Linked DNA regions of Homo sapiens: region 2 is linked to region 1. Evidence: chromatin loops called from intact Hi-C (ENCODE). Cell type or tissue: PC-9. All regions are shown on one strand. Links, peaks and the distances in the headings refer to the core of each region. The heading gives the core; the rest is flanking DNA.

What was found. Peaks named below come from ENCODE experiments on the same cell type or tissue, not always from the same donor. Only the 100,000 strongest peaks of a DNase experiment are listed, where the experiment ranks them.
Region 2: a loop joins it to region 1, with 2.9 times the contacts of the local background. A loop is called at or near these places in 2 of 110 quality-filtered maps.

What each region holds. Positions count from the first base shown.
Region 1 is chr10:22,592,031-22,608,472 of GRCh38, forward strand. It overlaps PIP4K2A (phosphatidylinositol-5-phosphate 4-kinase type 2 alpha), which reads right to left. Exons shown (of 10, transcript NM_005028.5): 3 at 15,897-15,993. Among named protein-coding and RNA genes, the nearest start is that of PIP4K2A, 110 kb to the right of the region's middle. RefSeq lists enhancers at 7,095-7,144, 9,446-9,605, 13,063-13,212. In PC-9, for the core only: no CTCF peak of the experiment used is centred there; a DNase peak (open chromatin) is centred at 7,201; H3K27ac peaks cover 1,635 bases.
Region 2 is chr10:22,814,619-22,831,060 of GRCh38, forward strand. No RefSeq gene overlaps it. Among named protein-coding and RNA genes, the nearest start is that of ARMC3, 110 kb to the right of the region's middle. RefSeq lists an enhancer at 9,830-11,029. In PC-9, for the core only: no CTCF peak of the experiment used is centred there; DNase peaks (open chromatin) are centred at 8,713 and 10,593; H3K27ac peaks cover 2,263 bases.

The DNA.
Region 1 (16,442 bases), core at 3,660-11,659:
AATTATAATCAAAGTAACTTTAATCACTTAGTTCTTTTCAGAGTTGGACAAGCTCTCAAAGTTTTCTTCTGAATAAAATTAGGTTCCAGTCATAAAAGAAAATTTTACAGTCACTGAGCATTTCCTTATATGACAGGTATCGTGCCAAGCATTTTGCACAGATTATTTCCCCCAATTCTGATAACATTCCCATGCAATGGTTACGATTGCTATCATCACTATTTTACAGATGAGGAGATGGGAATAAGAGAGGCTTAGTATCTGGGCAAAGGGCATATAGCTAATAAGGGAAGAGCTAGAATTCTGACTCCAGTGTGGCTGGCTCAGAATCCAAACTCTCAACTAGTAAACTACTCAACTAGTAAAGTACTTAACTTGCAGACTATGCTACCTGTGTGCCCCAGGAGGAGGAGGCAGGAGCCTGGGAGAGTGTCTTCTAAAACAGCTCCTCCTTAGGCGATTTGAATTTGGTCCATCCTCCACTCCCTACCACCATTTTTGAGAACTACTGATCTCCTGGAGGGTGGACAAGGACGGGCTCTGAGTAGGGGCTCTGCTGACATCATTCACTCCAAGATCTGGTTCATGCTAGTGACACTGGCTAGGTAGGTCTACCCTTCTCCTCCCATGTGACTCTTCCGTTCAGATCTCCTCTTTCTTACATCCTCCAAGAAGCCTCCTCCTTGCCCCAACCTCTTGACAATGGCCGTCCAGCCATGGGGTCTAGCAAACCCCTGGCCCCCAGAAAGTCTCGTCTCCATCCTTGCCGACTGCTCCTGAGCAGTGACTTTCACTCCTTGCCTGGCCCTGCGGGATGGCCTGTGTGGGATTCAAAGGCAAACATGCTTTCTCTCTTTAACTTGCTCTCTGAAGTGGGCATTCAAAGGCCTCAGTGGCCAAATGCTGTCAAGTTAAGGGAACACAGATACCTTCAGAGGGGCAGGTGATAGATAGCTCTGCCCATGAATTTGCAAAAGAAAGAGTGCCTTTCTGTCTAGTATATTCCAGTCTCTTTATCCTTTCCTTCCTTTCTAGATGAAATCAACAGGACTGAACCACCTGAGGTAGAATCCATTGCAGCAGTGCAGGGGTTTACGCAGGCCCTACCTATGCCTGAAGAGAAAAGTGGCCCATGAGCAAATCTTCATCTTCCAGGATTCTCACCTCACCACCCTGGCACCCCCTGTGGTGGATCACACGTTCTGCAATAGCACACCTTGATCTGAAGGCAAGCAGGCGCACCTGCCAGATGCAGAGTCCAGGCCACCAAGTAACTGAATTTGCTTTCCTTAGCTTATTAGAAAACTTGAGAGAAGGAAAAAAAAAAATCTACATAATCCCCAATGACTTTAAATAGCAAGACTTGGCAGTGTTCAGTTATTCTTAAGACAACTAAAATTTATTAGATAGACTGAGAATGATAAAAATGACTTTCAGGATGAAAATGCCTACATTAACAAGAGTTTAATTCTTAATTACATTTTTCTTTCCTAAAACATGAACAAGATCTCCTTTATACTACTTCCCACTTAGAACAAAAAGGAAGAAAATCAAAGTGAATTTCCCCTTGTGGGGTTTTAAATGCTAGCCCCCAAAAAGCAATTATTGCTCTTTGTTAGTGGTCTTACTTTTTTCTTGCAATCACTAATTTGCAAAAGGGTATTTCTTTCAAATAAAACAAGAACTCTAGGAACTGTAAGATTGCAGATTATCTTTGGGCATAAAATCAAAGTGGGAACAATCAAGTTTATGAAAGCCAGGTGGAGCAGACCAAGTGGAACAGACCTTAAACTCTGTCAAACTGACAATACGTGTAAAACAACTTTTGGGGGATGGGGAATAGTAAAGGAGAACTGTATTCAGCACAGGATAGAATTCCAGCAGCCTCAGTTTCATAGATCGTTTTCTTATGCACATTAGATAGGACAGTATAACGTCCTCTCATGGGCCAATAGGGTGAATCAAAAGCTGCATAGTCAGTGCATCTCAAACTTAACAAGCAACTGAATCACCCAGGGATCATGTGAAAATGCAGATTCTGATCCAGCAGGTCAGGGGTGGGGCATTTTCAGAAGTAGATGCTGCTGCTGGAGTGGGTCTGCAGACCACACATGAGAACCAAGGTCTACAGAATGGTGTTTACCCTGTGTTTTACTGGCATGCAGCACGTAAAGTCTAGCGTATTAAGTACATTATAATTACAGACTTACCGGCACTCATGCCTTTCCCATTATATTCTCTACACCTCTAGTTCGATTAAAATGGGAAACTTTATAGTTCAGAATAATAATTCATGGCATTTACTTTACTAATTAAAGAAGGGTTTAATAATACTATGTACCAGTACCAGGACAATGTACAGGGTTTTTTATTTTTATTTTTTGAGACAGGTTCTCACTGTGTTGCCCAGGCTGGAGTACAGTGGTGCGATCTTGGCTCACTGCAGCCTTGATCTCCTGGACTCAAGTGATTCTCGTGCCTCTGCCTCCTGAGTAGCTGGGATTATAGGCATGTGCCACCATGCCCAGCTAATTTTTTTATTTTTAATAGAGACAGGGTTTTGCCATTCTGGCCAGGGTGATCTCGAACTCCTGGCCTCAAGTGATCTATCTGCCTGCCTTGGCCTCCCAAAGTGCTGGGATTACAGGCATGAGCCACCATGCCCAGCGCAACATATGGGTTTATAAAGGGCTGGAAACGTAAAAGCAAATAATGTAGGAACTCCTTAGCTCAGATACTACCTCTTCCCCAGTTTGTGCCTTTTCTTTCAATTTCAAAGGCATTACTATAATCATATATGCAGACACTGGATTAGGATATCAGCCATGTCTTCACCCTGGGATATAAAACCTTAAAAATTCGAATCTTGATTCTGTCTCAAATCACCATTTTAATAATCCACGTGAGTAGCCCCAACCCACACTATCTGAATATTTTTAAGGTTCATGAACATGAAATAACCAATGAAGTTAGGAACACTGTGTCAAAACATAGAATGTACCTTTCATATCACTATGAATATAAAAATACATAAATCAAGTGTATTAAAAGCCTTATCTGATAAGGAGGAAATCAAAAGAGTTCATGCAATTCTATACAAAACACCTGATCCTTGGAATGATTCTAAGGCCTGGAAAAATCCAACTCATTATTTCATATTTATTTTCACAATATTCCTGTGAGAGAGGAAAAGCTAGATCCATTTTTCCCACCTCAAGATAAAGAAACTAGTGTACAATGGAGCCAAGCAATGTGCCTAAGATTCCTGTCTAAAGCTTTCTATGAACTAACCAAAAAGGGCGATTTACAAAGATAAGACTAAACTTCTGTCATCATAATCATAGACTTTTTGTAGCCTTTAAAATAAAGTAAAATTGTTTATGTATTTTTATTATCATTTACTTTCTTGCCTTCTTCCAAGGCATGCAGCAGACATGTGTTTTTAAAGGCAGCACAGTGGCTCATGCCTGTAGTCTCAGCGCTTTGGGGGCTGAGGTGGGCGGATCACTTGAGGCCAGGAGTTCGAGACCAGCCTGGGCAACGTGGTGAAACCCGGTCTCCACTAAAAATACAAAAATCAGCCAGGTGTGGTGGTGCATGCCTGTAATTCCAGCTACTTGGGAGGCTGAGGCACGAGAATTGTTTGAACCTGGGAGGCAGAGATTGCAATGAGCCGAGATCACACCACCGCACTCCAACCTGAGCAGCACAGGGTAATGGTGAGGGCACTGGTCTGAGATCTAGAACATTCATCAGTTCTTGTAGATTGCATTTAGTCTCTTTGAGCCTTAGTTTCCGGGTCTATGAAGTGATGGAAAATAAGCTTGGGGAGAGAACAGGCTGAATTAGACCTCTACCTTGGATCTTTTATGACTCTAAAAATGGATTTACTCAGCCGGGCGCAGTGGGGCACGCCTGTAATCCCAGCACTTTGGGAGGCCAAGGCGGGCAGATCACCTGAGGCTGGGAGTTCGAGACTAGCCTGACCAACATGGAGAAGCCCCGTCTCTACTAAAAATACAAAATTATGCAGGCGTGGTGGGGCATGCCTGTAATCCCAGCTACTCGGGAGGCTGAGGCAGGAGAATCGCTTGAACCTGGGAGGCGGAGGCTGCAGTGAGCTGAGATTGTGCCATTGCACTCCAGCCTGGGCAACAAGAGCAAAACTCCGTCTCAAAAAAAAAAAAAAAAAAAAGGATTTACTCGAAGACTCGACTCGTTGCTCTAGGAAATGCTGTAAAGCATGGGCCTCGGAAGGTGACTCAGGACAACCGTCCCAAGAAACAGAGTCCGATCAGAAGACAGTACAACCATCATCTCAGCAGGGGCCTAATGATGGTTTAGGACACCTGGGCTGAGATGAAAGAGAACATGCAGTGAAAATAACACTTCACAGATTCCAGATGTATTCAGGACAACGTCAGCTAGAACGAGCACATGAGCTCAGGGAAGGAGGTCTTATATCTTCAACACAGTCACTGTGCTGCCTCAAAACAGTCTATCTACTGACACTGAATAAGAAACTCCTCAGTGTGCTTTGTTTTGTTGCAAAGGAAAAAGGAATCACAGCATGATGTTGGATGCTTGGACAAGTTGGGAGGCCCTTGATGGAAACAGAGCTTGGGAGTGACCTTCAGGTGCCCCCGAGGGGTCCCTCCATGTATAAATAAACCTCAAAGAGCATTAGAGTTGGAAGCAACCTTGGAGATGATTCCAAACCACTCAATATACAGATAAGAAAACAGACCCAGAGAGCAGAAATGACTTGCCCAACTCAGTTCTCCAACATCAGGTGGGCTGGTGTACATGGAGGGCCCTGCAGGGGCCCTGCCCAGAGCCTCCATCTCCCCCTGCCGTGCTGCTTCCCTGCCTGGGCTCCAGAGTATGGTGGGCATTATGAAGGGACAGTCATTTTTCTATAGTGACATACACCTTCTAATGCCAATTTAGAGTGTGAGCCAGCTGGCACAAAACCAAACCTGTCTTCAGGTTTTCGATTTTGCCAAGTAAAGTGTGTAGAAAATATCAGTAACAGCCACAGTGCTAATGCAGTCCGGAGTCTGTTATTTACACTTTTATTAACATGTGTACAAAGCTATCTGAACTCATTCTAGGACTGTTCATTACTTTACATTAACTGAGTAGGAAGAGTAGGAGCTGTCTTCTCTCCACGCAGGAGCTGAGACAGATGTGTTTGTGGAATAAGCCTTTGGGACAGGAAGACCGTGCTGCTGAGCCCTGGGCCCAGAGTCAGGCACTCACACAGCGTAACACAGGGCTGAAGGAGGACCAGCACTTAGCATTTCCTGTGAGTCCTGTTGACTGTGGTGACGATGTCAACCCTAAGAATTCTTCACATTTCTGACCATGTGGCACACTGCATCATGTCTATTTAAATTAGTTTATGTGGTCTGAGAATTGTCGGAGGTTCTTGTTTTCCTCCTGTCACTGGTTTCTGCCTTTAGAAGACTGTCCCATCCACTTTCTCTGCTTACAACTCCACAGATTTTCTTCACAAAGAATGCCAAAGTTGAAAGGAGCAATCTTTTATACTGGGAGTGCTGAATTCTGGGTTACTCTATATTCTATATGCACTCTCTATACTACTAAGCTGGGAGGATTAAAAAAAACGAGAAGGGAAAAAAAGAAATTAAGATGAAATTTGCAAGTTAAGACCAGCTCTGCATGGAAAAAAAAAAAGCCTAGCAGAAGACACCATTTAGAAAAATTCTTTCTCTTCTCAATCACCTAATTTAAAAGGGCAAATCTGAGATGAAGCTGATCCTACCTAAGGCCTTAAAAACACCCTTTAGAGGGCTGGTTTAGTCCTCTTCATCTCCAAAGTAAAATATTCACTTTCTGGAACACTTACCCTTATCTACCTGTCTGTCTTCAGGAGAAAGCAGCCAGATAAAATTACCCAGTGAAATCCACCCAGGCTTTGGAGAGATCTACTCTCATTAAAAATCAAATTCCTTGTCATGGACACACTTGGAGAGTTATATGGTCTGCAATAAAGTGACATTATTTAAATTCAAAATTGGGGGCTGGGCACAGTGGCTAATGCCTGTAATCCTAGCACTTTTGGAGGCTGAGGTGGGAAGATCACTTGAGGCCAGGAGTTTGGGACCAGCCTGGGCAGCATAGTAAGGCTCTGTGTCTACATAGCATTAAAAAATTAGCCGGATGTGGTGGTGCGTGCCTGTAGTTCTAGCTATAAGGAAGGCTGAGGTTGGAGGATCACTTGAGCTGAGGAGTTCGAGGCTGCAGCGAGCCATGATTGTACCACTGCACTCCAGCCTAGTTGACAGACAGAGACTCTGTTAAAAAATAAAAACAAACAGACAAAATTGGGGATTCTGCACCTATCAGTTCAAAAGTGACAGTAAGTTATTTCCTAAAGGCCTCAATAATAACTTACATGTTAAAAGGAGAATTTAAAATTTCACAAGGAAGTTTCAGATTGAAAATTCCCAGCCCACAAGGTCTTCCTTCTATTGCTGGCCCCTGCTCACTTCCCTGTGACCTCTCAAACCAGACATGGGCAAAGGACATAGATGACGACAAAACAGAATGGACCCAGGAAGCAGCCTCAGAGTGTCAGGGTGATCCATCTCAACAGCAATGGGCTGAAGTCAGGGCTTTGCGTCCTCCCTCCAACTCACCCTTCCCACCTCCCTTACTCTGTTATCTGATTATCTGCAAAGAAAGACAGCTGGACTTAATGGTCTCTAAGCTTCCTGCTCATTCTTCTAATTATTATTCTGCTGTCAGTTTGTAGAGACTTAGGGAATGGACGATGATTTACTATTAGTTTATGGGAAAAAAATCTAATAATCAACATGCACAAACTGCAAAAATACACTTTCTTCATTGGCTATTCCTTTTCTTCTTTCTATACATTTGATAGTTTCATATTATAAATTACGAAATTAGTTAAAGTCACCTGTTCTAAATAAAAATACTGATACCATAACCCATCCCAAAAAAACAACAACAGCCAAAATCAACTTTGGGAAAAACTGTCTCTTATCGAATAAATTAAACTAGTTTCAACCTTTTGGGAAAAAAACGTCTCTTACTGAATAAATTAAACGAGTTTCAAACTCCAAGCATTCTTCTTCCTTGAGATATGACTCACATATCATATGACTCACCTATTTAAAGTATACAACTCAACAGTTTTTAATGTTTTCACCAAATCATGCAACCATGACCACAATCATTTTTAGAGCATTTTCATGACTCCAAAAAGAAACCTGAACCTATCTGCAATCACTCCCATTCCTTCCCCTATCCCCCAGCCTAGAAAGGCCACTGATCTTTGTCTCTATATATCTGCCCATTCTGGACATTTCATATGGATGTAACCATACATTACACAGGTGTTTGTGACTGGCCCAAACATTGATCTTTCAAGTGCCCTAGCCTAGACACACTCATCCACCATGAGGCTGTCTCTGGATGAGTGAGGTGACCTGGCAAGTGCTCTCTACTCAGGCCAGCACCCATACACGATTGCAGTGGACACATCACAGCCAATAAATGTTGCTTCTAAGTTTGCTCCTAGCATAGGGAGCTAGAGAAAAACGAACAGTTGGACAAACATTCAAGTTCTAGGGCAAAGCTGTATGATGCAGGGCAGGTAAGAGTATGACAATTTAGTTCATTTTCGCCTATTTTGCAACGTGGTGAATAAATGTACTTTTCCCATAGCCAAATACCTTTCCTACCTTACACTATCCTAGCTCAAACCACAAAAGCTGTTTGAGGCTCTGGTGCTATCTCGGTCCTCTCAACAGCAAATAAAGGAAGGCAATGATAGATGAAGCTCCCTCTGTAATGCCTTTTTACATTTATAACTGGAAATTTATTGTCCTTTCCCTTAAGAAAAGGATTAACGATGCTGTCCTTTCCCCCTTCCTCTAAACGTCTGCGCTGAAGATGTTTATTTCCGCAGTCGGAGGTCCAGGATTAGTGGAGCCCCCAGAAGGGGGAAGGAAACATAAATGTCAATTTAATTAGCTCATTCTTACCGCCAATCTTTTCTCTCTCTCATAAAAGTGTCCTCATTTAGTAACAGTTACTTTTCCCTGCATTTTTTAAACAACCAAGCATTTTGCATATTTAATTCTCTTGAACTAATCACGTAAGTCTTGTATAATTTGTTTTTTTTTTCCATTTTGATGGTCGTTTGTATACATTCTGCTAAAAATCATGTATGAAAAGTTTTCATTTTTGGTTGAAAGAGGGGCCACTTAAACTTTGCCATGCTCAAATGTGTAAAGCCACCCTCGTATAAGGGAACATGCCAATACCGTGCAGAACTCACGTGACAGCCATCTCCTCACGGTGGCACAGTAATAGATTTAGAGACCTGACAGCTGGGGGGCCGGAGAGAGCACTGTGTCCCTCTCCTCATGTTATGGATGAGGAAACTGAGACCCACCAGGGGTGAGTGAGTATCTCATGGTCACAGCATCAGTCACTGAAGATCCAAGACTCAACCAGGCCTCCTAACTTCCCGGAAATATTCTTTTCCCCAACCCTGGCTACCTGTTTCATGGACTGGAAATCTGGAAACCAATCACTGCCCTGCTGACAGCTCAGGATTATGATTACATGCCTCGAATCACACGGCCCAGGAGACAGGAGCAACTTGTCTGGAGAAGGCTGCTTTCTGGGTCTGCAGTTGACATATCTGAGCGAGCACAGATGGTCCTCTGACCCCGCCAGAGAGTTGAAGACCAATGTGGAACTTGAACATCATCATCAAGGATTTATTAAATGCCCACTGTGTTCAAAGCCCTGTGTTAAGCTCTTGGGGAATTTCAAAGAAAATCTAAGCTGTGATCTCAAGTGAAGAATAGCTTTCATTATAGAGGGGAGCAAGACACAGTGCAATTTAACACTTATCAATAATGAAACAACTTATCAGAAAAAAAGAATATAAAAATGAAAGGCAATGACCAACAGAGAAAGCAACAGAGTTGCAGAAACTTCACAGAGTGCCATGAGATCATCTTCTAAATCTCAGCTGCTGTTTCACGATGATTAAAACACCAGGGACCCAGCCTGGGCAACAGAGCGAGACTGTCTCAAAAAAAAAAAAAAAAAAAAAAAAAAAAAAAAACAAACCAGGAACATGTCCCCAAGGCTCACGGTAAACACAGCGTTTAACCTGGAGAGAAGCACCCAGTAGCAAGGATGACTGGCTGTCAGCTCTCTGTCAAAAGCCACGAGGCAAAACCCAAAGCAGGTTTGAGGCGGGAAACACAGGCTAACAGGAAGCCTGGGGTCCCAGGTGGGGGCAGGTGGTGGTAGGAACAGTAATTTGCTCAGTTCATAAACAGGACTTGAAACAGTGCAAGAAATGCCTGCTGACCCTGATGGGCTGTGAGGGAGCTTCCCCCAGTCTATCAAGAGGCTGTCCAATCAGAGAGGGGCCTCCCTTGGGTCTCAGCCTCAGTGCGTCTCTGAGCAGGGTGGAGTTTCCTTCCAGGGCAGCTAACCTGTGAGGACAAATGGAGCAAACCCAACAGGCAACTACTAGTGATAAAGGAATGACAGTGCTTAGGCATTAGAGGAGCAAGCACAGGGGTGATGGTGTAGGTTGAGCATTAGAGTTGGACCAAGGAGGAGTCCCACAAGCACGACTGTGCCAATCCTCACCACAGCTGGACCTCTGCTCCAACCTCATTCAGAGTTGTGACCCAGAATGCCCAATGCAGGCCACAAGCCTCACCAGGTATCCTACCACTACGGTAAGTCAACAGGTCAAAAACTCAACTCCATCTTCCTTTCTATCCACCTGTAGCCCCAAACATCCCTCCCTCTGTGACCCGCATCCCTGCTCTCTTAGCTTTCAGGTCCCAGTGCCTCTGTGGCTCTTGTCCTTTGCCACTGGCCACTGAACCTGTGGGTTTACTTCTCTCAATGTCTTTTCAAGCTGCTCCGTGCTTTACATGGTGGGTGACGGAGGCTTGGCTCACTGGGATTTCATGGCCTCCTGATTTCCTTATCTCCCTTCTATGCATTCTATAAATTACAATGCAGTTATCTTTAGAAAATACAGACCTCGGGTGGGTGCAGTGGCTCACATCTGTAATCCCAGTACTTTGGGAGGCTAAGGTGGGTGGATCGCTTGAGCCCAGGAGTTCGAGACCAGCCTGGGCAACATGGCAAAACCCTGTGTCTTCAAAAATTACAAAACTTAGCTGGGCATAGTGGCACATACCTGTAGTCCCAGGTACTCAGGGGGCTGAAGTGGCAGGATCGATTGAGCCCAGGAGTTGGGAGGCTGCAGTGAGCCAAGATTGTGCCACTGTACTCCAGCCTGGGCAACAGAGTGAAACTCTGTCTATAAAAAAAAAAAAAGAAAAGAAAAGAAAAGAAAGAAAGAAAAAGAAAAAAGAAAAGAAAAGAAAATACAGATGTCATGACATTGCCATTCCCCTGAGCAAAACCCACAGGGCTGCTCGCTGGCAGCAGAATCGGCCCAGTGTCCCTGGTGTCTTTGTGTTTCTTGCTATTTTAACATCTTTATCTCCCACTATTCTGCCACCATCCAAATACCTTCACATTTCATGGGCTCTCCTGCCTTCCGCTTGGGCCCAGAGAGTTCACTTCTCTTCAAAGTCCCCATTAGCCCTCACTCTCTTTCACAAGTATTTCTTATTTACTTATTTATTTTTCATGTTTTTAGAGATGGTGTCTCACTGTGTTGCCCAGGCTGGTCTCGAACTCCTGGGCTCAAGAGATCCTCCTGCACTGGCCACCTGAGTAGCTGGGATTACAGGTGTGGCCACTGTCCTGACTGCAAATATTTCTTAAGTGCCTGCTGAGCCCAGCATTGTGCTCAACGGGTGACAGGCAGCCAGCAAACACAAACACTGCTCCTGCCCTCAGGCAGTTTAAAGTCAAAAGTGAGAAATCTACAAGTGAAAGTTTCAGAGGATAGACTTGATATTCTAGAGATAAAGGCAGAATTCCTGCTGCCCCACTTCAAGTTTAGTATACACTGAAGGTCTTAACACTTTAGAATTTTATTTCTAAACTTGAAATAAGAATATCAAAAGTTTAAAATGTTAGCTCTTAAAATTAATTATTTTAAAATTAGAATTCTCTGTTACAAACACAAAGAAGAAAGGGCATCAGATGTCAATAATGAGGGATTCTAATTCAGGAGTCACAGTAGGGGAAAAGCAAACCTGGTATTATCCTCCACAGTGAACAAGAGGCCTCACTTTCAAATGTGTGGTCTATTTAGGTTTAACAGCATCAGCTCCCTCCTGCATAACTTTTTGGTTTCTGGGAGGCAACCCTCTCTGGCAGCTACTAAATGTAACTGAAGCCTCCGTTTGACTTCCCAGGGCTGTTTAATGTTCTTCATGAAAATCTGCACCCCTCTTTCCAGTCTCTCTGGGTATAAACATAAGAGACGATCAAATGAGTATAAGAGACTGGAAAGAGGGGTGCAGATTTTCATGAAGAACATTACAAATCAAGATGCTGGGTTTCTGTAAATCTCGTTAGCATCTAATACAGAATCTGGTATGCAATAGTTTTTAAAGAAAGTGATGCTTCACCCTTTCTTCTCTCTGCATTCCCTAAAACGGCTAGCACAGAGCCTGACATGTGGTAGGTACAAACAAATACTTTGACTGGATAATTATGCATGAAATCCCAGACCTCAGGGTGATCAGGGCTTAAGGGGGCAGTGGTAATGGTAGACACAGGACTGCGGCTATAGTCACAGAACAGGCCTCCCAGGCAGCATTCATCCTGAAACACACCTTTAAAGTATGACGATGGATATCATGCTGGCCAAACAATGATCAGAACCTTGATGACACACTGATTCAACCCTGAGCATATTACAAACCTATCATGCAATTTAAAAATGCCCTAATGAATTGGAAAAAGTTCTGAATCTAGAAGCACTGGTTACACACATGCGCGAGCACACACGCGCGCACGCACACACACACACACACACACACACACAGAGGTTTACATATGTATGTTACATGGTACTGTGGTACTGTTATTAACAATGGATATTCTAGAATTGTTCTTTGAATTTGTCTTTAACAACAAGGAAAAGTCATTTTTAAAAGATATTCCAGAAATCAAAACCAGAGGAAAGATACAAATGTTTACTGAGAAAGCAGGAATGTTTTCATTTTTCATTTCATTATCCTTTTCATTTATCTTAAAAACTTTTTAAGAAGTTTAAATTCACCAGTAGGGGTCAACTGCATAGGTTACTACTTAACCATGCTCTGCTTTAATCAGAGTGGTCTCCACAGACCAATACCTACTTTTTTCAGGTGTAGCAAAAAGGTGGTCACACAAACAAGACAAGTCGGGACCATTTACCCACTTGGCTGAATGGAAAGGTCTGAATACGAGATAAACCAGACGATGGAGCCCCTAACCACCACATTGATTTAGAGCCGCTTGTCCAAAATGCAAGCAGTTTGGAAAAATAAACACAGCAGGCAATGCCTGTTCCCCTTCAGCTATCCAGTGTCCTCCAAAACACTATGAGAGCCTAGGTCACTGATCCTACTTTCCAAGTCAGTTGGGAAAGAGTATTCAAAAAGCAGCTCACATTGATAAGCTCAGAAAGAGAGTTGGTTTTTTTCCGATATACGCAGTCTTCAGCAGCCAGTACCCAGGAGTGACAGAGGCGGCCGGTGGGAGACTCTACTCAGCAAAGGCACATTGGCAAGCTCCAGGAGAGGAAAACAAGGTTGCTTTTAGTCATTTGGCGCCACATGTGCCAAATGATACCTGTTACTTGAACTGGGCATGAGGATTGAACTGTCTGGGCAGTAACAATGTGCCAGGCAGCTGAAGCCCCAGGTCCTGGCCCCTGCCCGCCTGCCGCCTGAATCCCTGCAGTATACAGGGGCCTGCGAGGTGACCCTGGAGCCAGAGCTGTCACAACGACCCTCCTTTCTTCCAAACCAAGTAGCCAAAAGACTGGGATACAGCCCCAGATTTACGATCCTGTTTTCAGCTGGAACTCAGGGTCCCTGACCCTACTGAAGAATTTTAAGAGGTACAGACACTGGGAAAGAAATATACGACTGAGGAGGGAAGAAGAGTATACCTCTGCAGTACTGAAGTGACTCTGAATACACACTTTTTCTTTCTTTTTTTTCTTTTTTTAATAGAAATACAGTTGCCAAAGAGAAAGCAGCAGGCAGAGCTAAGGAAAGGAGGAGTGTTCGAATGATTAATCACACTCACACCACTCTCCCCAACAGGGAGCTCTCATGTGAAGAGTTTAACGGACTTGCCAATTAGTTACTTGTGAATCATCCTCCACTTGCCTAATTTTCTTTCAAAGTTTGTACTCAGCAATTTGTACTGACTTCAATATCAACTTACGTAGTTTTCTTTGTAGGGCGAAAAAAAGGGAAGGAAAACCAGTTCATGTCTTTGCATTTCAGCAACTAAATTGGTCATTTGAGGAAATTTTAAAAACTACTTTTCTCTGCTGCAGTGCAGAACTCAGACCATAATGGGTTCATTTTGGATCTCATTTGACAGAATTGATTATGACAAGAAATAGAAAGACTTCATTTCAATAATGAATTGAGGAATCTAACAAGATAAGATAGATGCATGGGCCCTCAAAAGTCAGTTTCTGTGAAATGCCAGTGGAATTGTTTTATTAAAACAAAACCCAGCCAAACAAAAAAAGGACGTGGAGAGAAGGAGGAACACACTGGTGTTCAGCTTTTCTTAAGGCAGAGGAGATTTTCTTAAGACACTGAAGCTATCTGCTGTTAATTCCTTTAAAAAAAAAAAAAAAGCACCTAGTTCATTTTCAGGTGGCCTCTTTAAATTTAGTAATGGTTCTAAAGTGATACAGAATTATTAATTTTAACTTCAGAGAAATGCTTTTTACTATTCTAATAATTTTCTGTTAAAGTTAATTATTTTTACAGCAGTAAATTTCAAGTCCATAATTGTGATCTAAGTTCTCTCTTAAAAATTAAGCCCCAAGGCCAGGTGCACTGGCTCATGCTCTGGGAGGACGGCTTGAGGCCAGGAGTTTGAGACCAGCCTGGGTAACATAGTGAGACCCCAATCTCTACCAAAAAAAAAAAAAAAATTAGCTGGGCATGGTGGTGCACACCTGTAGTCCTAGCTACTCTGGACGCTGAGGTCGGAGGATCACTTGAGCCCAGCAGTTTGAGGCTGCAGTGAGCTATGATCACACCACTGTACTCCAGCCTGGGCAACAGAGCAAGACCTTGTATCAAGAAAAAAAAAGAAACGCCCTAACAGGAGTGTTGGCTCCCACGCAGTTTTAATAGCAGATGAGCAACCACATCCTTCCTGTCCCACTAGCCAGCCCTCAGCTCTTCTGTGTACACAGAGCCTCAGCTCAGGGTCTGGACCTCCATGTAAACCACAACCCCAGGCCATCATGAGACAATGTCACCGGCAGCCTGGTCAGCGCTGCTTTCTCCAAACATGGCAGCCTCTCTCATGCCTGAGTAAACATATGAAAAATTCCTGGAAATTTTTGGCAATGGTACAGAGAGGGCAGTGGGAGCACAGATCTTTAGGAAAGTGTGCTAACTATCTCAGTTTGCCTGAGGGACCCTATTCTTCAGAGGAAAATACAGGGTAAGCTGTATCAGTACTCAATCTGTAGTCACCCAGGGTGGCAATATGTCACTTAATGCAGGATAAATTCAGATCTTAAATTGAGGGCAGATTAGGACTAGATTTGAAGGGACTTAAGTCAGTATATGCTGAGCATCCTTTATTTGAAATGCCTGCAGCCAGTCGTATTTCAGATTTTTTCAGATTTCAGAATATTTGCAAAGATAATGAGATATCTTGGGGATGGGACCCAAGTCTAAACACGAAATTTATCTATTTCATATACACCTTATACACATAGCCTAAAGGTAATTTTATACAATATTTTAAATAATTGTGTACATGAAACAAAGGCTGTGTTGAGCACTTAACTGTGGAATTTTCCACTTGTGGCATCACGTTGATGATCAGAAAATATTCGATTTGGAAGCATTTTGGATTTCAGATTTTCTGATTGGGATACTCAACCTGTCCCTTGGATTTCCACTTTTAAAAAAAATCCTTAGCATTTACGAATCTGGCTCGCTATATGAAACTTGGGTAACCAATGTCAAATCCTTTCTCAGAAAAAAATGATCATGGCTCAACAGTTATTTAAAGAGTTAAAACAGATGTTTAAAAGTTAGAATGAAGGACCAGGCCAGTGTGGGGAGGAGAGCAGCAGTGCACATTTTTACGTGGTGGGAATCAAGATGAAGAGGAAGATGTACCACAGGACACGCCCAGGATGTTGGGTTCCTGGTGCTGACCACAGTGCTATGGTCACTCCACAGTCCAGCACTGCAGTGCACAAAGGGTGCCCTTTGACAAAAATGCTGCAGCAAGAGTCTGACCAACTTGAAAAGCAGCAAATCAGCAAGATAAAGATTCCTGAGAGTCCTAAGTAGCCTCTACGAAGATACAAAACATGCACACTCACACAGGCTACTGACATGTCTGACAGCAGAAATTAACAGGCAGCTCTGCTAGCCTGTTAATTTCCACCTGGAAATGAGAGTATTATATAAAACCCTCACATGCTCAGTCTCCTTCCAAAGAAAAGTAATATATTTTCCTACTGACTTTTATACCGGTATCATATGTATAGAGGTCCCCAATCAAGAGAACACTTTACTTCAGCATGAACATTAAAAACTTCTTACACAAAATGAAAATTACTATTATATAATACTTTTATTGACAAAAATACAGATCCCAATTGACACAGCAAAAGTCATGGCAAAACCCATTTCCTACTGGAAGCAAATGTTACAAACGCAACTCACCTGGAAATCTTGATCATCAATTCCAAACCTCTCCCGCAGGTTACGGAAGACCATCGGGCAGTATTCCTTAAACTTGAAATGGCTCGGCATGTTTTCTCTGAAACAGTCACAGCGTGGAATAAAGCTCAGAGAGAGTCAATCAGACTTGCATCTGCCACCACTGAGTTCCACAGGTAGCCAAAGAAGGGTTCAGAGTTCACTGCCTACCAAAAGCACAGGTGTGCTTCCTAGAACCAGGTACAACCCGCAGAAAGATCCAGGAGACACAGGGGGCCAGACGGATGTCTGTCTGTCTCCTTTGTCACAGGCACGCTTGGACTATGTGACCTCTTTAAATCCTGGCCACACACTGCAGCCATTCCTCAAAGAACAAGAGGTGGGGAAGGAACGGGCCAGGCAGGGGGAGCAGTGAGGGAAAAGCACAATGGCGGGAGAGTGAGTTAGGAAGAGGCAGCGGAGCAAGGTTCCCTCTCAGCTACTGCTGAGGAAAGGAGGGCCACTCCCTCACCCCCCTAAAAGGCCTGTTTTATATAAATGCCACATTCT
Region 2 (16,442 bases), core at 3,890-11,889, 220 kb after region 1:
AAAGGGAAATAATATTAGAGCAGGCCCTTAAGTAGCAGGATAGAATGTGGATCGTTAACCAGGTAGAGATCAATTCCAATGAGATAGAACAATGAATAAAGGCTCAGATAAAAGAGAATATAGAACTGTGATCTAATGACTCAGATTAATTCTTTTTATTCAGAGAATGCTGGTACTGCTTGCCAAAATTACTGAGTGATAGAAGTAGTTGCTATACTTGTGATTGCTGCTCTATGCAATGGAAAAATTATTGCAAAGAGCATTTTAAAAGGATATCTTGTTTTAGATTATACCACTGAAGAATACTGATTTTCCATCAATTTTACCATCTGAAAGAGTTAAAACAAATGAAATTTATTCAGAAGGTGAATTTGATACAGAAACATATTTCTATGTGTTAACCTTCTGATTGTATTTTATTTGGATCACTTAAAGATTTGCTCTGGCCTATAAGTTCAAGGAGGATATAAATCTTCAGGATATATTGCTTATGTGACCATGCTACTGAAAATTTTTTTTCTGATGAAACCAGAAAGCTTTGAATGAAAATTTTCAGTTAGAAGGTAATCTCACAGAATAAATGTAGACCCATGCTTCTGAAAATAAATGATATCAAATGTCTGCTCAAATTTACCTTAGTAATTGATGCATTCTTGTAAGATTTGATCATTTAAATAAGCAGACCTTTCCATCCTGTTAGTTTGGTAACCTAAGTTCCCACTATAATCTTAACAAGAGGATTTTTTAGATGCTGTCTTAGAATGTGGAGAGATTTGTGTGTTCCCTTGGTCTCCTTCCCAATTTAGTGAGGATCACTTACATTTCAAACCTTGACCTCATCTTTGCCTTTTCTCCCCCTCATTTTACAGAGCACACCAGTCCTAAAGTAAACCCACTGATTCATCTTAAATTTTTTTTAGTTATCATACTTTATTTTTAGTTCCTATAATGAACACTCATTTCCAGGTGCTCATCACATAGGCTATTGTATAGTAATAAATTGACTTCTTTTTTCTGGTTTATTTCATCTTTGCCTACATGCTTTACACCAGAAAAATTATTCTGAAATGCAAACATCTGCACACCACTGCCTACTTAAACAAAGACACAGGACATGACCTTCAAAGATTATAAAGCAGAATTCAAATTCTGTTATTCCTACAAAGAAACTTCTGATTCAGTTTGGCTTGTCTCCTTTTTGCCTTTTGAACATGCCCCCAAATTCACTCTCCAATCCTTTCCTCCTGCCATTTTCCTGCCTTGAATCCTCTTTCTACCTTTTTTTTCCTTTCTGAGATGGGGTCTCACTATGTTGCCCAGGCTGGTCTTGAACTCCTGGGCTCAAGTGATCTTCCCACCTTGGCCTCCCAAAGTGCTGAGATTACAGGTGTGAGCCACTGTGCCCATCCCTCTTCCCTCTCTTACTGTATCTAAGCTTGCTTGTATTTAAACCTTTATCTCATCTATGGAATTTTTCTTAATGATTTTATGGCAGAGTAATCTCCATCTTCTATGAAATTGCATAATTCAATATATGCATGTCACTCATTTTGATGTTTTATTACTCTTGGCCTTTTATTACTTATTTTCCTGTGTATGTCTTCATAATCACCTCCACTGAAAATTATTGGAAAAGATGTAACACACTTTTGTATTCTCTGTGGTGCCCCAGGGGTTGGGAAAATTAATCTAGGCATCTTCTGTCCCATAGCTCACCTCCTGAATCCCGTCACGTTGACCGTAGTGTGTCACTGTGATGGCCAGGCCATCCCCAACACTACACTCCTGGAGGAGAGTCATCAGTGTGGCCCACTGACCTATTTCCTCTTCTCTGTTGTGCACATAATAAGAGTGCATTTTACTGCCCATGCTGATGCCAGGCATGGCCACGTGATTTACTCTGGCCAGTGAAATGTGAACAGATGTATACACTTCTGGGAAAATGCTTTAAGGGCCAGTTCATTCATGAGTCATCACATCCTCTCTCCTTGTCTTTACAATCTTTTTTTTCTTTTTTTTTTTTTGAGATGGAGTCTTGCTCTGTCACCCAGGCTGGAGTGCAGTGGCACCACCTTGGCTCAATGTAACTTCCGCCTCCCGGGTTCAAGTGATTCTCCTCTCTCAGTCTCCTGAGTAGCTGGGATCACAGGCACATGCCACCACACCTGACTAATTTTTGTATTTTTAGAAGAGACGGGGTTTCACCACGTTGGCCAGGCTGGTCTCAAACTCCTGACCTCAGGTGATCCGCCCACCTCGGCCTCCCAAAGTGCTGGGATTACAGGCATGAGCCACCGTGCCTGGCTGTCTTTACGATCATAAAAGCACATGTTGAGATGGAGCCTCTGGCACCCTGGGACAGAGTGACTTTGTCAGCCACTGAGATTTTGGGGTTGTCACTGTAGCATAATGTTTCTCATGCTGACTGACACAAGAAAAAGCAATCTTGACTGGGGAAGGATGAGAACTTTGCTGGCTGTATTCCAACACTCCAGACCTGTGGCTTCTGTGTGACTCATACGTGGCTGCCATTTCCCCCTCTGTCATCATCCCAGGCTGCCATACAAAATACCATAGACTGGGTATTTCATAGGCAGAAATTTATTTTCTCACAGATCTGAAGGCTGGAAATCTGAGGTCAGGGTGCCAACATGGTCAGTTTCTGATCAGTGCTCTTTTCCTGGCTTGCAGATGGCTGCCTTCTTGCTGTGTCTTCACATGGAAGAGAGAGAGAGAAAGAGAAAAAGAAAATCTTCATTTTCTTTTTGCTTTTTTAAAGACATGGGTTCTCACTGTGTTGCCCAGGTTGGACTGAAACTCCTAGGCTCAAGTCATCCTCCTGCCTCAGCCTTCTGAGTAGCTGGGACTACAGGCATGTGCCACTATATCTGATTAGAATCTTTCTTTTCTTAAAAGGCCATGGTACTGTTGAGTTAAGGTTCCAAGCCCTATGAACTTAATTAACCTTAATTACTTCCTAGAGGTCCTATCTCCAGACACAGTCACACTGGGGGGGTAGGGAAACCTGCAAACTCATATCAAGGTGCTACATTCGCACTCAAATGCTTAATTTTTTTTTTTTTTTTGAAACGGAGTCTCGCTCTGTCACCACAGTGGAGTGCAATGGCGCGATCTTGGCTCACTGCAACCTTCGCCTCCCGGGTTCAAGCGATTCTTCTGCCTCAGCCTCCCGAGTAGCTGAGACTACAGGCGCACACCACCATGCCCAGCTAAGTTTTGTATTTTTAGTAGAGACAGGGTTTCATCAGGATGCCCAGGATGATCTCAAACTCTTGACCTCGTGATCCTCCCACCTCGGCCTCCCGAAGTGCTAGGATTACAGGTGTGAGCCACCACACCCAGCCTAATTTTTTTTTTTTTTTGAGACAGCCTCACTCTGTCACCCAGGCTGGCATGCAGTGGCATGAACACAGCTCATTGCAGCCTTGACCTCCTGGGCTCCAGCCTCAGTCCCCCAAGTAGCTGGGACCACAGGTGTGAGCCATCACACCCGACCAATTTTTTTTTTTTTTTTCATAGAGACAGGGTCTCACCATGTTGCCCAGGGTGTTCTCAAACTCCTGGCCTCAAGCGATCCTTCCACCTCAGCCTCCCAGAGAGCTGGGATCACAGATGTGAGCCACCACGCCTGGCCAAAATGCTTGATATTAATTAATGAAAGAGTTATATTAGTGGTTCTCAAAATATTTCAAGTGGTTTAGTTTCTAGAAGTCATGAGTCTTTTCATGGAATACCATGAAATATTGATTTAGTAAACATGTGGAAACTAAATATAATCTTTTGTGTTGAATAAAAAAATGATTTCTTGTAGACAAAAAGGCCTATGCACAATTTATAGCAAGAGTCAAAGTTTTAAGAAAAAAAAAATACCCGTGTGAAAACCAACAAAGAAGACACTATTATTAACCTAAATTTCTCTTTGAGTTGTGAAAAGGTCATCATTATACGATTTTTAAAGAGCAGGATATCTTAGTTCTATGCACAAATATCAATATTCTTTGAGAGGCTAGTTTGGGAATGACTTCCTTTTATCAGTGAAAAAAATATATTAAAAACTGCTGTAAAAAAAAAAAAAGAAAATCTTTACCCTATACTACTACAATGTGTTTACGTATGTTTAAAATTTTTCACAATAAAAAGTTTTAAAAATTAAAAAAAAAGTGCTGTACTCTTGCCTTTCTCATGATTCACATAGGAAGAGAAACTAAATCCTGAGTTTGTATACCACAAACGAGCTGAAAAAACATAGGTAACTGTGGGATTTATCTTGTAGCCTCAAACATTCCAAGCAATAGAGAATGTTAATTGGGGGATTTCACAAACAAACAAACAAACAAACAAATGAAAGGAAACACCTCCGTTAAATGATGCTCTTTAAAACTGACTAATAACTAATACTCATTTCAGATGAGGGCTCTGCTATAAAAAGGTCTATATCCCATGATGTATTTCTTGTACCAGTGCTATAGGTTAAAAACCTTTGGTTTTATGGGAATTCATTTCCTATTAAGTATTTCTTTTAAAACAAAATATGTGCTCTTGTTTAAAAGGGCCAATCGTTTTAGTTTTCCATCATCTGAGTTAAAATGTCTTGGGACTTTTTATCCCCCCAAAATATAAAATTTCCCAAGAAATTAAACTGAAGTTAAAAAAAAATACCCCAACAACCTTGCAGATCAGACATATGGAAAAATGTTAATATATCTTTTTAAAATTTACCAAGAAAAAATTGCTACCGGGATTTTTAAAATGTGACAAATAGATACTTCACTGCATAAATGACTACAATAACATCTATTTCTATCTTCAAAAAAAGTGATTTTTCTTCTATAAGAAGTCCACTTCCATTAGCAAAGTAAAATTCTTCTAACCTTAAACTTTGAAGTAGGCTAGTCTTAAATCTGATTAAAGGAAAAAAATTTGATATGTCATAGCTTTGTCTCCTTGTCTATTTTACATTACATTACATTAGGTATTACATTACATAAGTTACATTAATAATTTATTCATCTAGCAATGTAAGAGTATGTGTTCCAGGGAAATTTTCTAGATAGCTCAAACTTACCATTATGCATCCAGCTATATAAATCAAATCAAAACAAAACAAGAAGTTTTTAAAAATGAATATATCTTGAATGTAAAGGGGCATACAATTTAACCTTTCCTCAGTGTCTTAGGGTCCTCATTATGAATGTCAGGTAAGGTGAAATACTGAAATAAAATGATATCCCCAGAGACAAAGGAGGTGTGTACAACTATTGCATGACACGAAATGGCCCCAGACTATTCTGCCTTGACACCTGAGTTCTTCTGTTTTTTTCTCATAAGCTTCTACTTCTAAAGTTACCCCAACCTTTCCTTTGTCAAAGGGTTCCAGAGTTCATCTTTACCATGGCTTACTTCTGGGTTCTCGGTTGGGTTCTATGTCCTTCATGGTTCTATTTGTGATATACTAGGAAGGGGAGATGTTATGGTCCTTTCTCCTTCTCCGGATCTCTCCTGTTTGAAGAAATAAGTCAACCGATGCTTTATAGAAACAGGTATTTAAATAAACTCATTGATTTTTGAAGGAAGTGGGGAGATGGCAGGCAAATATATCTTGTAGAATCCACATTGTGTGGAACCTGCTGTTAGCATCTCAGCAAACTCAACAAGAACTGAGTCAGTGAACAGACCTTCAAATGTGGAACTACTCTGGAGACCTGAGACCCATCTATAACTGTCTTTCTCTCTCATCTGGTTCCAAATCCCTTCCCTAAGAATCTACTCAAAGTTAGATATTCAAGGCAGAGTAGTGACTTCATAAGCAGAGAGGTAGAGGCAGTACAAGGGAACGTCACTATCCTTTAAAAGACAACCGATCATCTCAAAGTCCTTGCTGGCAGGGGAGTTGCCACTGAGGAGGAGCAGTTGACCCAGAATTCTTCATCCTGAGTTTCTCTTCCCAGGCCCCCATGTGCTGATCTTGTGGAGACACGGTTCCTCTCTGACTCTGGCCCAAGCCTCGGTACAGCCTGGGGACTTGATATCCACAGCACAGTTGAGCCATTGCAGGGGCTTGCAAAAGATTTGATAATAGATGTGACACCTTTCTATCTACTTGTCTCACTTGACTTGGAGCTTCTCGAAGGCAGAGACTGGATGTATCTCAAGCACATAATGATCAATGGTCCTTCCTCATCAAATGTTTGTTAGGGACGCAAGCTGCAGTGGGTCCTTTTGGGAATTTCTTCTTTTTTGTTCAATTTAGCACTGAATACAGATATTGACACAAGGTGAGGCTACCTAGAATTACTGTTAATCTGATAAATTTAGCTTTAGTGCATCAATTTTGTTTTCGTTGTTTATTTTTTCTAGAGACAGGGTATTGCTCTATCACCCAGGCTGGAGTGCAGTGGCATGATCATAACTCACTGCAACCTCAGCCTCCTGGGCTCAAGAGATCCTCCCAGCTCAGCCTCTCAATGTGCTGGGATTACAAGAATGAACCATCGTGCCCTGACCAACATTGTTTTTAAAATGGCAGATTAAAATAAGAAAATCTTTGATGTTCATGAGATGGAAAGTGATAATGGTCAGAATAAATATTTCAAAGTATACACATTTACCTCAATTAACTTTTGTTTTAAACACAACAGAGATGATACTGAAGTGTAGATGCTTATATTAGAGATGCTTAATATTTTTTAATCAATAAATCAAAATGAGGAGGAGCTTGAAGGATCTTTGCTTCACTTAATTCTAATGATTGTTCTATAATAGTAAGTTCCACACCATAGCCTTAGAGAAGTTACCACTTGATTAAATTTTGTAGCTGAAGGATGAATTTTTAATGTTTTCCACTATAGTTAGCCCCAATTCACTCCAGTTTAGAATGAGATTTTAGTCTAACATTAGGAAAGGGAGGTTTAAATTCCATCTGGACACACAGAAAGTGCTTGGATAGACTTGTAGGGGGGAAAAAGTGGTTTTAGTTGTTTGCCGCAAACTATTAAGATGTTTAAACAGATGGTGATCACAGTCACATGTCCTGGTGAAATGGAATTTCCTTTTCATAAATTCCTTGCAGCTTCCTCCTGATTATAAGAGGCTCATGACTTGGATTATCAGATTTTTATATACTTCCACATCTGCAATGATATAGAGGCTGCCCCAGCACTGGCCTCAGACAAGTTTAAAGCCATTTTGCAAATTCTTTCAAGGCTGGCTAACACAACTTGATCCCACCACCCCACCTCTGAAACCTTTTAACCTGTAATGGTTTCTCCTCTTTCTGCTGGGCTTTTCTACAGATATTCTGTTATATACAGCACTGGGACAACACCAATACAAATTTCACTTAAAAAAAATAAATTTAACTATGCCTAGTTATTTATAATTTTTAACAAAAATTGTTTTCCTTCTTCCCTTTCACCTTCTCTTTAAAGATGTTTCCCTGATGCCCTTTCTGATTTCGTTAGTTTTATTTATTTATTTATTTATTTATTTATTTATTTATTTATTTTTTAAACAGAGTCTCACTCTGTCATGCAGGCTGGAGTGCAGTGGTGCGATCTCAGCTCACTACAACCTCTGCCTCCCGGGTTCAAGTGATTCTCATGCCTCAGCCTCCTGAGTAGCTGGGATTACAGGCGCCCACCACGATGCCTGGCTAATTTTTGTATTTTTAGTAGAGACTGAATTTCACCATGTTGGCCAGGCTGGTCTCGAACTCCTGGCCTCAAGTGATCCACCTGCCTTGGCCTCCCAAAGTGCTAGGATTACAGGAGTGAGCCACCGCGCCCATCTGCATTACTTCTTTATCTTCCCTGTGACCTAGCTTTTGAGTAACAAGTTCCGACTATTGAGTATTATATTTTTCAAAGAGGAAGAGAGTCTGAGAGTTCACTATAAAACAGTTCTAGCTCTCATTCTACATATATTTAGATGAACACAAACTAAGTTCTATAAATACATAAGGTGGTAGATAGGGTTATTTAGCCCTTTAATAGTTCTAAATAACAGTTCGTGCTAGGTGCAGTGGCTCACATCTGTAATCCCAGCACTTTGGAAGGCTGAGGAGAAAAGATCCCTTGAGGCCAGGAGTTCGAGACCAGCCTGGGCAACATGGTGAGAGTCCATCTCTATAAAAATAAACTAAAATGAAAATACCATAGTGTCTTAATTTTAAAAAGAAACAAAAACATTTCACTTCTCCCTTAAATGCAAGGTTGTAGATTTGTGTACTTGGAAAGTTTGTGAAATATTCCATAAGTGTAAGGAGAAAGTGAAATTTGGAAGTTTATTGTGGAACCAGCTTTTTGTGATTTTATGATAGATGGAGAAGCATTCATGTACTGGCTTTCCTGTCACGGTGTCTTTTTATAAGCCAGGCACTGTCCTAGGCACTTTGCGTACATTATTTCATTTATTTATCATAACAGTCCTACAGAGAAGGCGCTATTGTTACCCACATTTCAATAGGTTAAATAACTTACTTAAGATCTGAATGGTGTGGACAGCTAGAAAGCTCCAGGCACAGGACTCCATTCAGATCAGAGTAAAGCCACAGCTTGTACTTTGTCCCATTGGGCCACATTGCCCATGTGCTGTGAGCTGACTCATTTCTCTTCTCATTGTGTCTCAGATGCCTGAAATATTACTAACTGAGATTTATTCTTTTATGTTAATGCATAGTCCCTAGTTAAAATACTAATCCTTTGGGTGGGTCAACAGGTTAAGCTGTCTTAGTCATTAATAACATTTAGTGTGAGCTGATGCATTAGATTCTTTCTACTGTGATTAACTTCAGCTAAAAATAGCAGGGAACTAGTAAAAGACAAACCATTCTCCACTAGGTGAAGATAGGTGTGTCCTTCTTTTGGCTTATGGGGATTGCTGATTTCATATCAACAGGAATTTCATATTTTACTAGTTATTGGATTAGGTGCCATTTTTGCGATATGATTTCATATGTAGCCTCTCGGAATAATTGAATTAAATACTTTGAAGTGTGTGAAGCCAGTGAACAAACCTTTATTTGAAGACTAACGTTCAACTTTGGTGTTCAGCTTTGTAGAAAACCAAACAAAACCTTCTTCATTTTTAGCTTAAGTCTCCCAAAAGTGGGATTTAAAAGGTAACCCAGCTTTTTACGAGAAACTGATCATGGTGTTGGCTCATGTTGCGATTTCCAATCTGTTTTAAATTGGGATTAATGGCTCCTTCTTTTAGGGCAGCATTTCAGTTGTATCTGCATAGCTTTCCCTAGAAAATCTGAGGCTGAGGTGGGCGGATCACGAGGTCAGGAGCTCGAGACCATCCTGGCTAACACGGTGAAACCCCATCTCTACTAAAAATACAAAAAAATTAGCCGGGCGTGATAGCGGGCGCCTGTAGTCCCAGCTGCTCCGGAGGCTGAGGCAGGAGAATGGCGTGAACTCGGGAGGCGGAGCTTGCAGTGAGCCCAGATCGCACCGCTGCACTCCAGCCTGGGTGACAGAGCCAGACTCTGGCTCAAAAAAAAAAAAAAAAAAAAAAAAAAAAATCTGCTTACTTGAAGCCTTTGGAAAACTAGGAGATTTTACATATTATTTTTAAATGGCATTTTAAGGCACTCCCACTGACAATTTTGTTAGAAGGCAGAAATATCAAGTGAAGGATAGAAATGAAAATGAACTAAGTGAACAATTGGCAACGTTTCATTTCCTTCCCAAGCAATGGAGACAGATGACCTCCAGCTCACAGTGCTCACAATTCCCCCTCAGGCCACGTCTGTGCCACTTGTCACCTCCTGCACCGCTTTCAACACTTGCTGCTGCCCTTGGCCACAGCACAGGTATGGGCAAGTGAGGAAAGATGGGGGGCTCACAGCACCTCACCCTACCTGGCTTCAGGGGTGGGTTAAGATTGTTTCTACTTAAGAACCATGGCAACAGTTTGTGTTAACTGGATCAACGTAATTCCCTTGTTATAATTAAACAAAAAAGTTTTAAAAAAATTTAAATTCAAGGAATCTGGCCAACAAGTTGGGTGTTTCTGAGAGGTATTATTAACTGGTCTGACCACTTCAGGCACTAAAATCGTGGCTGAAACATTCAGTCATGGTACACTCAGGCCAGATTGTTATTGACAACAATGCCTGAAAGGGTTTCATTTTACCTTGGACCTTGGAAGGCAACAAAAGAACAAATTGAAATGGACAGAACCCAAACAGCTCAGTGTCATTGAACATTAGAATTGTACAACTCATACCTCTTGTTCTGATTCTAGGCTTACGGATGTTCCCACAAACTGGTTTTCCATATTGTTCACATATGGGGTGGGGGCTGGAAATGCTGGTATCATTCATGATAAATGAACCAATTGGCCTGCTGGTTTATTAACTTCCTCTCTTGTGAAGTTGGTTGGTCTGAGTCCCTGAGCCCAGTCAACCCTGGAGAGTGACAGGAATGCATTTGCAAGTGTACGACTTGGGCTGTGTCCTGGACAATGATGAATTGGAACTAGCGTCACTTGGGTGATCAATCAGTTGCCCTTCCCCCAGGAGACTACCCCAGAGGTGACTGCTCACTTCCGTTTAAAACTTTTATACCAAGGTCTTAGATCTCAGAACAATAATAGTGTGTCCTCACTGATTCATCCCAGCAAGAATGTGTGATTCAGTCAGCTGTTTGGGTAAGAAGAAAATTGTCCCATGCAAATTATCTGCAAAGGTATATTAAAAGGAAAAGAGAAAAAATGTTTTGAACCAAATTATACTACATGACTGGCATAATTGTCTCAAGCGGACACAACCCTAATCGCTGAGTCTGAATATTATTCCATTTATAAAATGAAGAGGATACTAATTACCTAAACTAGTCATTATATCTAAAATTATTTTACGCAGTGTTGTGAATAAGCCCAGGAAGAAAAGCACCACTTAAGAACAAGGTAAGAAAGCATGATTCCACAGATTCAAACGATCATTTTGGGAACACCTATGATCTAGTCATGTGCTCTGCCAAGTGCTTTTGCCTGTCATTTCCCTTCATCCTGAGAACGACTCAGTGAAGTGGCTATCACTCGCATTTCACCAATGAAGAAACTAAGGAATGATTTTGTTGCAGGACTTTTCCTTAGTTCAGCTAAAGATCGGATTCTTGTCTCTCCCACAGCCATGAAAATTTAGGCTCGCAGATGGTTTAAAGGGTGAGTAAAGCAGGGTTTTATTGGGTGAAAAGGGGAAAAAAAAAAGGGGAAACAGGGACTCTCACAAGGCCAGAGTCCCTCTGCTAGAGCACTTCCCGCCAGGCCATTTGAATCCCAGGTTCTGCACAGGAAGAGGAGGGGCCACGGCCTCCCCGCTGCAAAGGGCGTAAACTTCCCTACCCTCCACCTTAGAGGGCGGGCTGGTTGGAGTTTCCCCAGGGATTCCCCTCCCACCTGGCTGCCTCATTCCCTGCTCTAAAGAAGTACACCTAACTGCCCTTAGATTAAGGATAAGGACAAAGACCGATCTTAACTGCTTCCTACTGACAGGAGGCTCTGTTTTGGGGAAAAGGCAGTCAGAGCTCCCTCAGAGGGAGCTATCAGCTCCTATCTAAGGGTTCCTGGCAGAAGGGGCCATTGTCAGAGGCTCTGGTTGCATGACCGTTTGGAGTCTGATGGCCTGAAGGCAAGAACAGACAAACCAGTTTATTAGAAAACATGTATCAAAACAAAACAAGGGGAGGGGTAAGGACAGCTCAAAAAGCTTTTACCAGTTTGCACAGGGAGGGAAAGTCCAAACGCCTGACTGGTAAAGACACTTTACCCTTTTGCCACGATGTTGGGCTTCTGGGTTCCCTTCCCCCGAGTCCAATCCTAAGCCAACCAGTTTAAGGTTTGGGAAATTAACAGTTTGGAGGATGCATCTGAGGGGAGTGTCCCGTAGTAAGGAGAGACACAATTACCTATCAGTGAAGGGAGAACCGAGGAGAAGAAAGGAAAAAGAACGTGTTTTTAAGGGAGTCCCAAGGATCCAGGATGCATTTGAAAGGGGTACAGACTGAAGATGAATGGCTACCCATCTAGAAAGAGGGGAGCAGGCATCCTTGGTTCCCTTCTCTTCCTAGCAGATACCCGGGGCAAGTAAGGGAGAGAGGGAAGAGCGTCCTCTTTACATCTCGCATCCTTGCAGCCCCGAGCCCTGGAGACCTTGGCAGGCACCACCATGAATGCCAAAGCGGCTTGCACCCATGAAGCAGGGGGTCCCAGAGAATAGGAATTATCCATTTTCACCTATGCCCCTATCCCACCTACTGTCAGTAGCCTCGGAGTTCCCTGGACCTCATTTATGCCATGGATACTAACGTGGCCTTTATCCATGAAACAGGAAGCTTGGGGTTGGCTTAATCGGCAAGAAACAGCTACGCTCACCTACGCTGTGCCTTTTAATCTCTGCTGCCATCTGCCTCTGGATCGCTCAGATCCAGTTTTCTTTCCAGGGCTTTGACCCAAAGCTTGAAATTGAGTCTGGGACAAAAATGTGTCTTAGGGGGTATTGCATGGACTCCTTGTTATAAGCCGAATGCTACGGTGAAACTGTGGAACTGAGTCCTCTTCCAAGGGAGAGAAAAGGATGTCTTGTGACACACCCAGATAACCGGCGGCTATAGTTATGCTTGCTAGGATTTGGATGGATGATGCTTGGCTTTGTTTAGTTCCCTTGGTTTTACTTTCCCAAAAAGGAAACCTCCAGGTGATGGGCACCCTATTTATTCCATCACCTGGCAGGATTTGCAGGATAATTGCTCAGAACTAGAATATTGATCCGGATTTCTACATTACCCATCCCTCTTGTTCTTTCTGACCTGCAGCCAGGGATTGCTGGTTGGTTCAGAGGAGCAAGCAGGGTTAGTCTGAAATGTAGGTGAAAACTTAAAAACAACTAATGATTTTAGGATTTAATGACAAATGTATGGTAAGCTTTAGAACATAATTTCTCTCTCTCCAGTCCTTATTTTTGTTAAAAAAATTATGATAGGACTGAGTGGTTTGCAAAATAGACTTTAGTCTTATACTTGGCCTGATTATTTGCTTAAAATGCAGCAAGAATAACTATTTCTGCATAGGCCTTTTGGATTGGCTTTGTTGGAAATGTTTTCCACAAGGAATCACAGATGAGACCTTTTTAAAGCTGAGCCGAGCCATAGGTTTGCATCCTCAAATACCCGTGAGTTGGGTGATCCACTCCTCTTAAGGTTCCAAGATAAACTTGGAGCTCCTGGACCTGTTAGAAAGTGACATTCTTTAGTGACCACAGGTCAGGGACCCTTTATAGGGACTGCATAGACAAGGGAATGAGGCCAGTTTCCCTATGGGGCTTTTATTGGCTCTGCAAGTTGAGCTTGACTCCTTAAAGGGAAGCATATCCTTCCAGTGAAAGCCTTGGTAGAATAACTACTTTCTCCAATTGTGTCCTGTTGCAAAAGAAAAATGGACTCTTATTGCACTGATGCAAACAAATATATTGCCATAAGAATACTCACAGATAGTTTCCAAATTCTAGAGGAACCAGGCAGAGAGAGACAAACATGCTTCAAATTTTGTTCATAGGAGTATGCTTTACTCAATTATTAAAGGCTGTAAATAGTTCAAAATAAGTTTCCTTGACTGAAAAAACATGGATTAGCCATATTCCAACCAAAAGTCAAAAAAGTTACTTCAGCGTCCTGAGTTCAGTCCATTTAGTTAACTCTTGTTTTGCTTCATATTTGTGAGCATTTCAGTTCTTCGTGAGTCCTGTGCATTTTCCTGTATTCCAATGTTACTATATCCAAATTCATCATAAACCTGCATTTCAGAGCAGCTGTCAAAGTCTTACAGCTTACTATAAACCATCTTTTGAAAAGGATTAAAATAAGACAACAACTCTCTGTCAATAGCAACATGTCCAGGGTAATTACAGTTAGAAACAAAAATGACAAAGAAGTTTGATTATCTCCATGGTTTACAATAACTCAACAAAACCTTAATTATAATTGATAGCATATACTCAGACATCAGAATTTTAGAAATCCCATATAATTTTGCAACATATATTAGAATTATTCAGCAAGATATACCTTAAAGAACATTGAGCATCATTTTGGCAATCCCATGTATCTAAACATATCAAATAATCCTGTTTATCTCTCTTTTCTGGACACTTCAGGGGCCCTCTGAAGTATTTGAAAAGACAGGTGCTAGGGAAGATAATTTTGAAACTGAGGTTTGATTTTGGGAAGGATGTTGAATGTTTGAGGTTTAAAACACTTGATATTATGAAATACAATTCCAGATTACTATAAGTTATTTACTTTGCCAAAATGATGACTCAGAAATTTTAAAGAAGCAAAAGCCTTTTTTAAACCCCTTACAAATTTTGCCAAAGAGCAGATTAGTGCCTTAGGAAAACCTTGTTATGCTTTTATTTCAATGCTCAATTTACAGAAAAACCATATAATACCCTTTTTTGAATGTAGTCAATATGCTCACACAGAAAACCTCTTTTGCTAGATAATTTTTGCAGTTTTTCCACCACTTCTTTGAACCTTCAGCTTTTTCCTATTTTAACTCAAAACAATCCTTTAACCCTAGGCAAAAGTTTACATTTCCATGCCTTCTCATAACCTTTTACTAAAAAACACATTTTAATGTTCTTACACACCTTGCATGTAAATCAATTTCTAGTAGTTTCAATTAAATCCTAGCAATTTTTAACTTTAAGACAAAATTTAGTAAGTTGCTTTAATTGTATGCTAACTGCAGCCAAGTTTTGCCTTCTTAGTTAAGGCGGTGGTTAGTTCCATGTGTCCCCAAGCCTTACCAATTGTGAAGCCAGCAAGTCAAATTGTTCTCAAAACCCAAAATGCAGTTTGTAACCTCCAAACACTTAGCAAACCTTTCATCTCACCTGCATTTTACCAGTAGTCTTTAGGGATGTTCATATTTCTTAAAGATTAAAGTTACGTGAACTGAAATGTAACACAGATTTTTATCTTCCCTTTAAAAAATATTAGATCCAAGTGCTTGTCTTACTTTAGGCCAAAGTAATTAGAGCTCTTTTTTTTTTTTTTTTTTTTTTTTTTGAGAGGGAGTCTTGGTCTGTCGCCCAGGCTGGAGTGTTGTGGCGTGATCTCAGCTCAGTGCAAGCTCCACCTCCAGGGTTCACGCCATTCTCCTGCCTCAACCTCCCGAGTAGCTGGGACTGCAGGCGCCAGCCACCACCCCCGGCTAATTTGTGTGTGTGTGTGTGTGTGTGTGTGTGTATTTTTAGTAGAGACGGGGTTTCACCGTGTTAGCCAGGATGGTCTCGATCTCCTGACCTTGTGATGCCCACCTCGGCCTCCCAAAGTGCTGAGATTACAGGCGTGAGCCACTGCGCCTGGCCTAGAGCTCTTTTTACAGACATCACACACAGTACACACACAGACAGGCAGAAGAAAACCCAGTCGATGGGTGGGGCCCTTTAAGAGACAAGGCTAGGGCCGGGCACGGTGGCTCATGCCTGTAATCCCAGCACTTTGGGAGGCGGAGGCGCGCAGATCACGAGGTCAGGAGATCGAGACCATCCTGGCTAACACGGTGTGAAACCCCATCTCTTTTAAAACATACAAAAAATTCGCTGGTCCTGGTGTCGGGCGCCTGTAGACCCAACTACTCAGGAGGCTGAGGCAGGAGAATGGCGTGAACCCGGGAGGCGGAGCTTGCAGTGAGCCGAGATCATGCCAGTGCACTCTAGCCTGGGCAACAGAGAGAGACTCCGTCTCAAAAGAATATAAAAAAAAAAAAAAAAAAAAAAAGAAGAGACAGGGCTAGGAAAACTTGCAGACATCGAATTTGAGAGGGGCATCCCCTCAGGAGGGATTGCTAAACAAAGCCTTGCCAAGCAGTTACCAGCCATGCCCTCAGGATGGAAAACAAGATGGAGACTTGATTTCACAATCAAAACTGAGAGAATACAGTGATAGTTTGGGGTGGTGGTAGGGGGCGTCTAGCCTAGTATAATATCTTCTAAAAGAAAAGAAAGATTCTTTTGGAAGTTAACTTGTGGGCCAGGCACAGTGGCTGAGGCCTGTAATCCCAGCACTTTGGGAGGCCGAGGCAGGCGGATCACCTGAGGCCACGAGCTCGAGACCAGCCTAACATGTTGAAACCCTGTCTACTACTAAAAACACAAAAATTAGCGGGGCATAGTGGCAGGTGCCTGCAATCCCAGCTACTGGGGAGGCTGAGGCAGGAGAATCGCTTGAACCTGGGAGGCGGAGGTTGCACTGAGCTGAGATCGCGCCATTGCACTCCAGCCTGGATGACAGAGCCAGACATCTCAAAAAAAAAAAAAAAAAAAAAAAAAAAAGTTAACTTGCTGATGGGGTAGAGAAGGGGAAAGCAAAGAAACATTTTAAAAGTACCTGTGGAAGAACATCTTATTTTTA